Regions from separate parts of the Homo sapiens genome. Here regions 1 and 3 are each linked to region 2. Evidence: chromatin loops called from intact Hi-C (ENCODE). Cell type or tissue: Caco-2. All regions are shown on one strand.

Region 1 (4,000 bases), 200 kb before region 2:
TATGGTCAGCTGTAGACTAATAGTTGGAGAGGGCTGCTTTAAAAATCTGATCATCTAAGATGCTGCAGTGAAAAGGGTTAGGTAAAAAGAGACTAGAGCTAATGAATCATGCTAGTGAGATTGTTCTACAGTCCAGTATTCAATCTCAACATTGTCAAAAATTATGGGATGGTAAAACCCACCTCAACAGAAATAAGTTCAAAGCTCCTTTGCTTAATATTCAAGATCATTCATGATCTGGCTTGTCATTCTCCTCCAAAGGCATTTCCCACCAATTCTGTTGGCTATTGGGTCACAAAATATTAGTCTGCTATTCCCTCAAGAGAACTCCTGTAATTTTCACCTGCTATTCTTTATTATGAACTTTTTATCTACTTCATATTCCAAAATTCCCATGTTTTCTTTTAAGAGTCAGACTCAATAATCAAGTGGATTGGATCATGAGCTTTTTAAAAATGGAGCTATAAAAGACAGTTTGTGTAATAAGTGGGGAATTTGATTATGGCCTGAATATTAGATGAAGTAGGGAAGTATTGCTGATGATATTATGGTTATGTGAGAGAAGTTCTTACTTTTAGTAACTGCACATGAATTAAGAGAGAATGGTTGATGTCTGTAACTTATGGGTCAGAAAAAAGTACAGAGGGAAGATAAAGCAAATATAGAATGTTAAAAATTGTTGACTCTAAATGGTAACTACTCAGGTGTTCATCGAATTAATTTTTTTCAACTTTATGTTTTAAAATTTTTGTAATGAAAATTTGGGGTGGGCTAAACAAAGTAAGTCCCTCATATTATACTAAACCAAATATAAGTAATACGTTGACTTCTTTAGATTTACCTCAAATGTCATCACCTCAGTGAAGCCTGTCTTGAACTCTGCATTTGGAGGACCACATCTTACCCAAGCCCTAGTACCTGTTGCAGTGTAGGGCATTTTTGTTGACATATATGCAACAGAATAATTTGTCAACATTTTTTTTTTGTTTGAGTCTCACTATTTTTTCCTCTCTCACTGCCTAGAGATAAGCAGGACTTAGGGCATTTTCGTCCAAAATGCCAAACTTTGGGAAAGTGCCTTGTTGAACTGTACAGTCATATAAGTGTATTCAGTCAAATTACTGGTACAGAAAATAACTTCTGTTAGAGTTTGGAATACCCCAATACTGGAAACTTGGGTAATGACAGATGGTTTTATGAAAAAAGTGGTAAACAAGAAGAGTATTGAGAAGTGACATACAATTTGGATTGGGAGAAGGTATTCCTGGTAGCGTAAATGGTTTGGATACCGTGGAAGACAGAATGGCCAAAGTCTGTATGAAAACAAATATAATTTATTTATTCATTCAGCAACTATATACTGTTACTCATTTATTCATTCATTGGTACTCATTTATTCATTCAGCAACTATATATTGGTATATATTGAATAAAGCAATGTGCTAGGGACTGAAAATATAATGGTAAGCAAAATAAACATTGCCTGATGTTCCAGATTAGAGGTTGGCAAACTTCAGAGCTGTGGGCCAAATATAGCCTACTACTTATTTTTACAAATAAAGTTTTGATAAAACACAACCACACTCATTCATTTACATTTTGTGTATGGCTGCTTTTGGACTACAACAAGGTTGAGTAGTTGCAACAGAGTCTAAAGTACTGACTTCTTATCTTTTGAAGAAAAAAAAATGCTGACCCTTGCCCTAGAGCACACAACATTAAGAGGAGACAGATATTAGTTAAATAACTACAACTAAATTAAAAATGAAGCTTTGATAAGGGCCAGGAATGTGAAATATGTGGCACCATGGAAGCACATAATAAAGACATTTGACTTAATAGGAGCAATAACAGAAGATTCTTTAAATAATTTAAAATTAAGGTCAAAGCTAAAGGGAGCAGGAACTGATCCAATGAAACACAAAAAGAACAGTGCAAGCAGAGAGAATATCACATGCAGAGACCGTGCAGGAATACAGTAACTTTGAAGGAAGGAAAAAACTGCACTGCGGCTGTAGTTCAAAGGGTGAGGGAAACATGGTACAAGATGAGACTGAAGAGGAAGGAAAAGGCCAAACTACACAGGATTTAAAAGGCCAGGTTGGGAGATTGTCTTTAAACTTAGAGTAAAGGGAATCCCCTTATGTGTTTTAAACTGATGAACGATACGATCTGTTACACTCTGAAAACGTCACCCAAAGTTCATGTGGAGAAAAGATAGGAATGCTGCAATAGCATATATATATAGACTAGTTATGCAACTTTGTTAGCTCTCTATGTGTCAATTCAGCCAGCCTGGAACTATATTTCTCATGTGGTTCTCGGCAGCATTGGCCACAAAAGATATTTTCCATGAGAAGACAGAAGTGCAGAAGCAGCCATATGTTTTAAGTTCTGAAGAGCAATAGCAGTATGGCAACTCATACTCATTGTGATTGATCTATCAGTTCACCTTATTGGCATGGGGCAGCACCAAGACCCACAGTGTCTTTGACTCCCATAAGATTTCCTCCTTTTGTTTCTCTTCTTCAGTAATTTCAAAATTTATTTTAGATTCAGGGGGTATGTGTGCAGGTTCATTACATGAGTATATTGTGTGATGCTGAGGTTTGGAGTATGGATGATTCCATTACCCAGGTAATGAGCATAGTACCCAATAGGTAGTTTTTCAACCCTTGCAGGCTTCATCTCGCCCCTCTCTAGTAGTCTCCAGTGCCTAATATTGTTTCCATCTTTATGACCATGTGTACCCAAGGCTTAGCTCCCACTTACAAGTGAGAACATGCAGTGTTTGGTTTACTGTTCCTGCTAATTCACTTAAGATAATGGCCTCCAACTTCATCCGTGTTGCTGCAAAAGACATGATTTCATTTTTTTATGGCTGTGCAGTATTCCATGATATATATGTACCACATTTTCTTCAATCCCCCATTGATGGACATCTAGATTTAGTCCATGTCTTTATGATTGTGAAGAGTGCTGTGATGAACATATGAGAGCATGTGTCTCTTTGGTACAATGATTTATTTTCCTTTGGGTATTTACCCAGTAACAGCATTCCTAGGTCAAATGGTAGTTCTGTTTTTAGTTCTTTAAGAAATCTTCAGACTGCTTTCCACAGTGGCTGAACTAATTTACGTTCCTGCCAACAGTGTATAAACATTCCCTTTTCCCTGCAGCCTCATCAGCATCTGTTATTTTTTGACTTTTTAGTAATAGCCATGATGACTGGTGTGAGATTGTATCTCAGTTGTGGTTTTGATCTGCATTTCTCTGATGATTAGGGATGTTGAGAATTTTTTCATGTTTGTTGATCATGTATATGTCATCTTTTAAGAAGTGTCTGTTTATGCTCTTTGCTCACCTTTTAATGGAATGATTTTTGCTTTTTGAATTGTTTAAGTTCCTTGTAGATTCTGAATATTAGACCTTTGACAGATGCATAGTTTGCAAATACTTCATTGCATTCTGTGGGTTGTCTGTTTACTCTGTTGGAAGTGTCTTTTGCTGTGCAGAAACTCTTCAGTTTAATTAGGTCCTGCTTGTCAATTTTTGGTTTGGTTGCAATTGTTTTTGAGGACATAGTCATCAATTATTTGACAAGGCCAATATCAGAAGGGTATTTCCTAGGTTTTTAGTATAATTATTATCATTTGAGATCTTAAATTTAAATCTTCAATCCATCCTGAGTTAATTAATGTGTATGGTGAAAAGTGGAATCCAGTTTTATTCTGCATATGACTAGCCTGCTATCCCAGTGCCATTTATTGAATAAGAGGACTTTTCCCCATTGTTAATTTTTGTTGCCTTTGTAGAAGATAAGATTACTGTAGCTGTGCAGCTTTATTTCTGAATTTTCTATTCTGTTGCATCAGTCTGTCTGTTTTTGAACCAGTATCATGCTGTTTTGGTTACTATAGCCTTACAGCACAGTTTGAAGTCAGGTAATGTGATACCTCGGCTTTACCTTTTGCTTTGGATTGCTTTGGGAATTTGGGGT
Region 2 (4,000 bases):
AAATGTGGGAGAATTATCTGTATTACTAGGCAGAGACTCTTGCTCTCGTCTCTTACTTTCTTCTAAACAAACAGTCTCATCTCTCTGTTCTGAGCCACCTAAAGCTTGTAGTAGAGTGACACAAGCACTCCCATGGCCACCACCACTATGACTATGCTGGGTCAGATGTGAAGCCAGCACAGCCCTGGATCTCACACAAGAGATACTGTAACTACTCCCTGGCTACTGCCTATGTTCACTCAAGGCCCTGGGCCTCTGCATTCAGCAGGCAGCAAAGCCAGCCAGGCCTGTGTCCTTCCCTTCAGGGCAGCGAGCTCTCCCAGGCCCTGGGTGGGGTCCAGAGATGCTATCCAGGAGACAGGAACCAGAGCCAAAATCCCTAAAAGTCTACCTGGTGTTCTACTGTACTGCAGCTGAGCTGGCACTCACACCACAAGATGCAGCTCTTCCCACTCTTTCCAAAGGTAGAGGAGCTTCATCCCATACCCACTGCCACCACAAGCCACAGGGAGTACTGCAAGACTACTGCAAATATTCCCTTAAAGCCCAAGATGAATTCTGCCTGGATTCACTCTTCAGGACAGGGGGCTCCCCTCTGGCCAAGGACAAGTCCAGAAATGCCATCCACGAGTCAAGTCCTGGAATTGGGACTCCAAGAGGCTGCTTGGTGCTCTACGTCCCCATGGCCATGATGGTACATAAGGTGTAAGACAAATTCCCCTTTACTTTTGCCTCTGCTTTTCACAAGCCGAAGGAGTTTCACCCCACAGCCACCGCGGCTGATGATGTGCTGTATCTCACCTGAAACAGGGAAGACTCACAGCCTCACTCAAGGCCCTCAGTATAGTACCTGGGTATTGCTGCTGGTTATTCGGGGCCCAAGAGCTCTTCAGTAAGCAAATGATGAATGTTGCCAGAACTGGGTCCTTCCCTTCAAGGTAGTGGGTGCCCTTTTCACCAAGAGTGTGTCTAGAAATGTCTTCCAGGAGCTAGGTCTTGGAATGAGGGCCTCACAAATCAGATCAGTGCCCTATCCTGCTGTGGCTGAGCTGGTATCCAAGATGCAAGACAAAGTTCTCCCCACTCTTCCCTCTCCTGTCCTCAAGCAGAAGGAAGGGATCTCTTGTGAAGCAGTCTGGGATTAGGAGGGGGGTGATGCCAGCATTCCCTTAACCACCTTGGCTGATGTCTCAGGTCGCATGCACTCCACCGAATCCACTGTGTCTGGGCTCATTTGAGGACTAGAACTTACCTAAGAATTGCAGTCCTTATGGCCTACACTACCTTTTAAGTTTACTTAGAGACGCAGAGCACTGTGGCCCTTGGTGGCAGAGTTTGTGGGAAGTCACGTTCAGACCTCCGGAATTGGCAACTGCCCTCTGGTTAGTGCGAGTATAAATGCTCCCTCCATGGGTGGGTGTCAGATGAATTCGGTCTGGTCTTCCATTCTGCTCTAATAGGACAGCACTGAGTTCATTGTCTCCCAGTTGCTGTGTTTGCCCTCCCGCAGGGCCCAGAGATGCTCTTTGCACCACGCCTTGGCAGCTGGGTTTGGTGGACGAGTGGTATCAGCAATTTAAGGCTGTTTGTTTTTTCTATATCTTCTGTGCCTATTTCAGTGATACAAAGATGAAACCAGGTATGAGGAAGGCTCATCTGATTTCTGGTTCTTATGAAGATGTTTTTACTGTGTAGACAGTTGTTAAATTGGTGTCCTTGAGGGAGGAGCAGAACCTTCTGTTCCACCATTTTGCTTTACCTCTTCCCTGAACTGTACTGTGTATTATATTTATTTCTGATTACCATGTTTTAAATGAACTGTGATAAAACTGTAGAGACTTTTGAGAATGGTGACTATAACACTAAGAGACCTTGCCATTTTATGTAAGAAATGTTACAAGACACTAGGATGTTTATACTGGAATTGGGAATACTTTCTGAGAATAGGAGAGCAGTCCTTAAATATAGAAGAGGTGCTTATAAAAGCAAAACCAGAATTACTTTAAAATTAGCAACCTCAAAGCAAGCATAGATCAATGTATGGAAGTTTAGAAAAAGACTTCATATCAATAACAAGGAACACAATCTTATATTTCATAATAAAATAACAATGAATGAATGCATTCATAACATAACAGAATTGTTTTCTTTCAGGTCCATAGACTCCCTATCACTGGATGATCAAAGCAGGTGTTCTACTAGAGAGAAGATAAAAATGTGGTCTGTTGTGTTTTATATGCATTTTGATTCTGCTTTTTTGAATGAGCAGCTTATTCTAGAGAGTCTATTTCTGTATTGTTTCACTCACCACTGCAGGATTGTGTGCAGCATTCGGCAGGGACAGAGGACACTAATATCAATGCCAAGGAAGTCACTGCAGGAACAATGATCTGAGGAGACCCAACAGTTTTAAGGCAAGTCTTTGAAGGGCCCCTCTGTGTGGAAGCCTCAGATCTGATTTGACTGGTTTGCTGCAACCCTGATGAGTTGAGATTCTTTGAAGTGAGAGGTCTGCAACTTAACTCTTCCTGATAACTTTTTCCTCTGACCAACTTTCTTATCTTATTGTGGCAATGAAGATAAATCCAGTTTAGTTTGTTTTGAGGAGCAATAACAGCACTCCCTACTTCATCTCCTCTACACACAAATTTACACAGCCTTTCTAAAGATGCATACCTGGGCAACTCGAGATAAAACTTTCCCCTTTCATCTAATCCTTTGTGCTTGTATAATAAATAAATCTTGTAGGAAAAAACTGAAAGCTTCAAATGTTGATAAGCCAGTAACATTCCTCTTTTAGCCACCTCTGAATTTTAATAAATTTAATTTTAATAAACTAGCAGACTATCTTTGCTAGCAACACTTTGTATTTCCATATTTAAAGAGCATCATAATGGAAATTGATTTATTAAAAACAATTCCAAGCATACAGCATCTGATGCTATTTATCATAACAATGTTAACTTGGTAAGAAGCGTAAGGTAATGGTAAAGATGTTGGATTTTTTTTGCCAGCAGTTCTTGGGGGAAAATTTTTTGCTAAAATTTCAGGGTAGAAACTTTAAAACTCAAAATTATAAGGTTTCTGTGCAGGCTAGTGAGAAATTATCTAAGAATAATATTCAAGTCTTTTTCAAAGAATTGTGTGAAATGAGGTCAAGAAAATAACCATAGCATTGTGCCCTTGGGTGATTATTTATTTCATTCTATTGCGTGTTTGTGGCATACTTGTGGGTTTTTTTGTTTTTGTTTTGTTTTGTTTTGTTTTGTTTTGTTTTTTACTTTACGTTTTGGGATACACGTGCTGAACGTACAGGTTTGTTACATAGGTATACATGTGCCACGGTGGTTTGCTGCACTCATCAACCCGTCATCTAGGTGATTATTATGGAGGAAAATCATTGTTGTTTAACATTGTCATAAAACACTGAAAACTAGCCTCCATACCCTCAGCCACTTTATCCTTCAGGTAAGAGGCAAGGATTTCCAAAGATAATATAAGTTTTGGAAGCTTATTAGTATAGAGTGTAGAATGGATAATTCTCTCCTCTTATCCTGTGAGGTTATAGACTCTATGAGATGATTTGGGCCTATATCAACTGAGAAGGGGGCACCAGAGGCCAACCAGGTGATGCTCTGTTAATTCCACTAATCCCTAACAAGCATTAGGCATGTTGATGCATAAAATGCCCACTCCAAAGGCAAAGGATAAAAGTCTAAGCACTGTGTAATAATAAGTCCTTAAATAAACCTGATCTAAAGTTAATAAACCAATACTAACCTTCATAAAGTTAATAAACCAATACTGATTTTCATTTTAACTACCTATTTTAATTCAATTCAACAAATATTTGATAATTCTCTAGGACTTGCTTTGGTTGATTTATTTGTTTGTTTGTTGCCTAGGCTATGCTGGCTTCTGAGCCCTGTCCTTACTATTATGAAAGGGCCTCTGAACCCTCTAGCTCTTCCCGCTCTGCATGCTTCCCAGGCTCACTCTC
Region 3 (4,000 bases), 82 kb before region 2:
GACTCTAGAAGACTCTTGTTTTTCTTCTGAACTCATTCCAGATTTGCTTTTTTTAAAAAAATTTCTTCTTAATTTTAAATAATGAAGTGAGTAGCCCTAAATGTTGTATTTCAGAGTTTCATTGAAAAGGAATCTTGTATATTTTTGGCTGCTTGCCTGATTTTATATATATACATCCATACAAAGAAGAAGTAGTATATAATAGAGTGAAAAGAGCACAGGACACAAAATTAAAAACCTGGTTCCAGACCTAGCTGTTATACTGGTTTGCTATGTTGAGAAAATCACCTAATCACTCTGGTCTCTCCTGTCTTCATTTATTCACTCACTCATTCATTCAAGAAGCACATATAAGGTGCTTAGGGATGCAGCCATGTATAAGATAGGCTAGGTCTCTGCCCCATTTTAACTTATAGTCTAGTGAGGGTTGGCAAATTACAAACTAGTAAGAAAAACATTTAGAATGTTGAGATTTGATATTTGCTTTTAATGAGTGTCTTAGTTCATTTTGTATTGCTATCAAGAAATACCTGAGGTTGGGTAATTTATAGAGAAAAATGGTTTACTTGGCTCACAGTTCTGCAGGCTGTACAAGAAGCACGGCATTGGTATCTGCTCGGATTAATGTGAGGGCCTTTATGCTGCCACGTAAGGCAGAGAAGGTAGAAAGGGAAGTGAGCACATGTGAAGAGAAACCAAAGCCAAGGGGCGTCCTGGCTTTATAACAACCCACTCGGAGGGAGACTAATCCCTTTCCCTCAAGAAGCAACCCAGTCTCAAAAGAGCAAGAACTCATTCACTCCCATGAGAATGGCACCAAGCCATTTACAAGGGATCTGCCCCCATGATGCCAACACCTCTCACTAGGCCCCACCTCCCAATACCACCACTCTGGAGATCATTATTTCAACATAAGATTTGGTGGGGACAAGCAAACCATATCCAAACCATAGCAATGAGTAAACATGGTAATTTGTTAGAAGATGACAAGACTAAGAAAGGGGACTGCGTTTAAACAGATGAACACAAAAGCCATCTCTGAGAAAGCATTTTTTGTCCTGAAATCCAATGAGTAAGAAGGATCCAGATATGGGAAGAGTCAGAGAAAGAGCAGGAAGAACAGCCAAATAATTATACATTTAGTTGCTTTTACAGTTCCAGAATATAATTTCTATTACAACTACATCTCTGCCAAGGTCATAGTTTAAAAAAATTTTGTAAGCAAACTTGATTACACCTTACCTGTACACCTCTGTGGGAAAGGCATAGACCTTATCCATATACTTAGACTTTAGGAAATGAACTATGAAATGGCTAATGTTCACATTTCACCAAAGGGAACTACCTCACCATCATTGGCTAAGAAATATTAGATTCTCCAAAGCCATCATCATGCTTTCTTTGAGACATAGCTGTACTTTCACTTTTCAAACTTTTCAACTATTTTTTTCTGTTTATTATTTCCTACCTTTCCAAATTATGGGAAAACTTCATTAATTTTGACTTGTTGAGGGACAAATGTTTAAGGTTGAGAAAAAGGGCTGAAGTAATTATTAGAAATTAGAGGTCTGGATCCATGTTGACCACTAAATAGGATGAGAACTTGGACAGTTATAATTATCTGTGCCTCAGATTGGGACTCCTGAATGACTCTCTTTTCTACCCGCCTCTATAAAATCCCAGGCTCCTTTCCTTTTCTTGTCAAGCTGTTTCTCATGAATGAATGTTGTCTTTATTTCAATAACCTGAATAAAATCTTTTTTCTAGTTGTCCCGTGCATTTTGTCTTTCACAGTTTGATGCCAAGACTCAGAGGGGATTGGATCTCACCTTCGGATCCCCATTTACTCCACCCTGATAAGGAGGCCTCTCTGGTCCCTTGGTGCTCCATTCCTAACTGGCAGTCCGGGGACCCAATGGTGTGTCCTACATCTGGTCTTGTGCTCTGTAGTCTCGTCTGTTGGTTGTGTGGTAAGGATTTGATTTCATTTTTATTCAGCACTCACTTGATTTCTAATGCTGGCTTCTTTTTAAAAAAATAAAAATAAACCATTTGACCACTCATTTGGTGGTCTCCAATGAATGGTTTGTAGAGATTTTGTCTCTGCTGGGTGAAAGATGACAGAAAATCTGTTTTTTAAATCTCTGTGTATCTATTATGAGCTCAAATCAAGTAAGAATTCAGACCCACTAGAAAGAGAACAGCTTTTTTATATAAATTTTGTATTTCTGTTTATGATCAACTTATGAGTAAAATTTTAGAAGTGAAGTTACATCTGTGTGTATAAAGTATGTTTATATGTCTATAATTTATAAAGCCCTTTCCCTCTCACTGGGTGGAATATTTTCCTAATTCCACATGGTATTCATAAGTTAGATTGCAAACTCTTTTATATTAAAGGAATCCTTTTCTAATTGGCTTTGAAAGGAATAAGCACTTACATAAATTAAATAATCCTAAAATTCTCAGAAACTAAGAAAAGTGAACATCTTATAGTTTCAGTGTGCAAAAAAAAAGATATTATAGAAACTAGCCTTGAACTATTTTAACAATTCAAGTTAATATAATTCAAGTAAGTTTTCATCAAACAAAACTAGTTTTAAATTTTTGGTTTAGTGAAAAAAGCTTTCTCTGATTTTTCAGCACAAGTATAGTATACCTAATTTTATTTTACTTGAGTATATTCTTCCTAAACTTACATACATTTACTGAACAAATAAAGTAGCATTAGTGATCCTCCCACTTTGGCCTCCCAAAGTGCTGGGACTATAGGCTTGAGCCACTGCATCTGGCCTTGTTCTCCTGAATGTTTAAAACTACGAAGAGTATAAATTTGTGTTTTACCTAATTAAATCATTATTCTGAGAAAATTTTTTCATCATAAATTACGTTTTATCATAGAAAAGTTTGAATACAATCTCGAAGATCTTTGGGTAACTTGAAATCTTGACTCAATACAACCTTTCAAACTAATGTTTTCAATTTATCTCCCTTTTTCCTGACTTGGCCTCATTTAGAACTAAAATCTGAATGCACAGATTCTCATTGCCTTATATCCTGCTCATTTCCCCATAGTCTACAGAAGCCTTGAAATATTAACTTCAAAATATTATCATCACAGTAGACCACGCCTGGGCTGGATTTCTTCCTGGGCAAGTCTCTAACTAGAACGCAAAAAAAGTCAAGCCAAAAGGTTGGGTCATGTATGACCTTCTGCAAGAGATGTGGACAACATCACCAAGAATATTGACAGCCTAGCCCAAGAGCTACGAGAAACTCAAAGAACACTGCTTTACAACCAAAAGATTTTTACCCTCTGACTTCTTGGAATCCACTGGATTTGTTACCCTAAGTGGTTCAGCTCCTGGCTCGCTAATACAATGTTTTATATTAATATTTCTTTTTCATTTTAGATCTCTCTTTTTTTAGATGTCTAATCTTCAGGTATCTAAAACAACTCAACTTTGCCACCATCCCTCAATGGGTTGTTTAACTGGTTTTACAGGACACTGTCAAAAGAATCCCTGAAAGACTATATCTTAGGCCTTGCTTCATTCACCCCACTAAGGTTTATGACTACCTCTCAGTTGTTCAGTGATTAATGATGTTTATCTTTGAAACAGGGAGAATGAAAATGTTGAATGTCACCTGACTTTTGTACTCTTTGAAAGTAGTGATGGATAAGAAATTGCCTCATATTTTCATGTTCTGGGAAATCATAAGAGATTACTCTGCCCTTAAATGTAAGACCCATCTCCATGCATTCTCTGCAGTCCTATAAGAACTGAAGTTACCTCCCTTGTTTACTTGCCTCTATAAAACTCCAGTCCTTCTTCCTTTTCTTTTAGCTGTTCCTCATTAATGCACATTTTCCAGGCTGCAGTAGCCTGAATAAAATCATATCTTTAATTGTTCAGTGCATTTTGCCTTTCAAAAACTTCTCTAAATTCCATTTTTTTCACCTGTGCTTCTTAAATATCTGAAGATTCACAAATATATT

Evidence for each region. A loop is a pair of places that touch in the nucleus more often than their neighbours do. Peaks named below come from ENCODE experiments on the same cell type or tissue, not always from the same donor. Only the 100,000 strongest peaks of a DNase experiment are listed, where the experiment ranks them.
Region 1: it touches region 2 in a loop (10-fold over the local background); 1 of 110 quality-filtered maps calls a loop at or near these places.
Region 3: a loop joins it to region 2, with 2.7 times the contacts of the local background. A loop is called at or near these places in 1 of 110 quality-filtered maps.

Annotation. Positions count from the first base shown.
Region 1 is chr3:106,261,408-106,265,407 of GRCh38, reverse strand. No RefSeq gene overlaps it. Among named protein-coding and RNA genes, the nearest start is that of CBLB, 390 kb to the right of the region's middle. In Caco-2, no CTCF peak of the experiment used is centred here; no DNase peak of the experiment used is centred here.
Region 2 is chr3:106,058,653-106,062,652 of GRCh38, reverse strand. It overlaps LOC105374026 (a long non-coding RNA gene), which reads left to right. Exons shown (of 3, transcript XR_924310.3): 3 at 2,155-2,231. Among named protein-coding and RNA genes, the nearest start is that of CBLB, 190 kb to the right of the region's middle. In Caco-2, no CTCF peak of the experiment used is centred here; a DNase peak (open chromatin) is centred at 2,432.
Region 3 is chr3:106,140,208-106,144,207 of GRCh38, reverse strand. No RefSeq gene overlaps it. Among named protein-coding and RNA genes, the nearest start is that of CBLB, 270 kb to the right of the region's middle. In Caco-2, no CTCF peak of the experiment used is centred here; no DNase peak of the experiment used is centred here.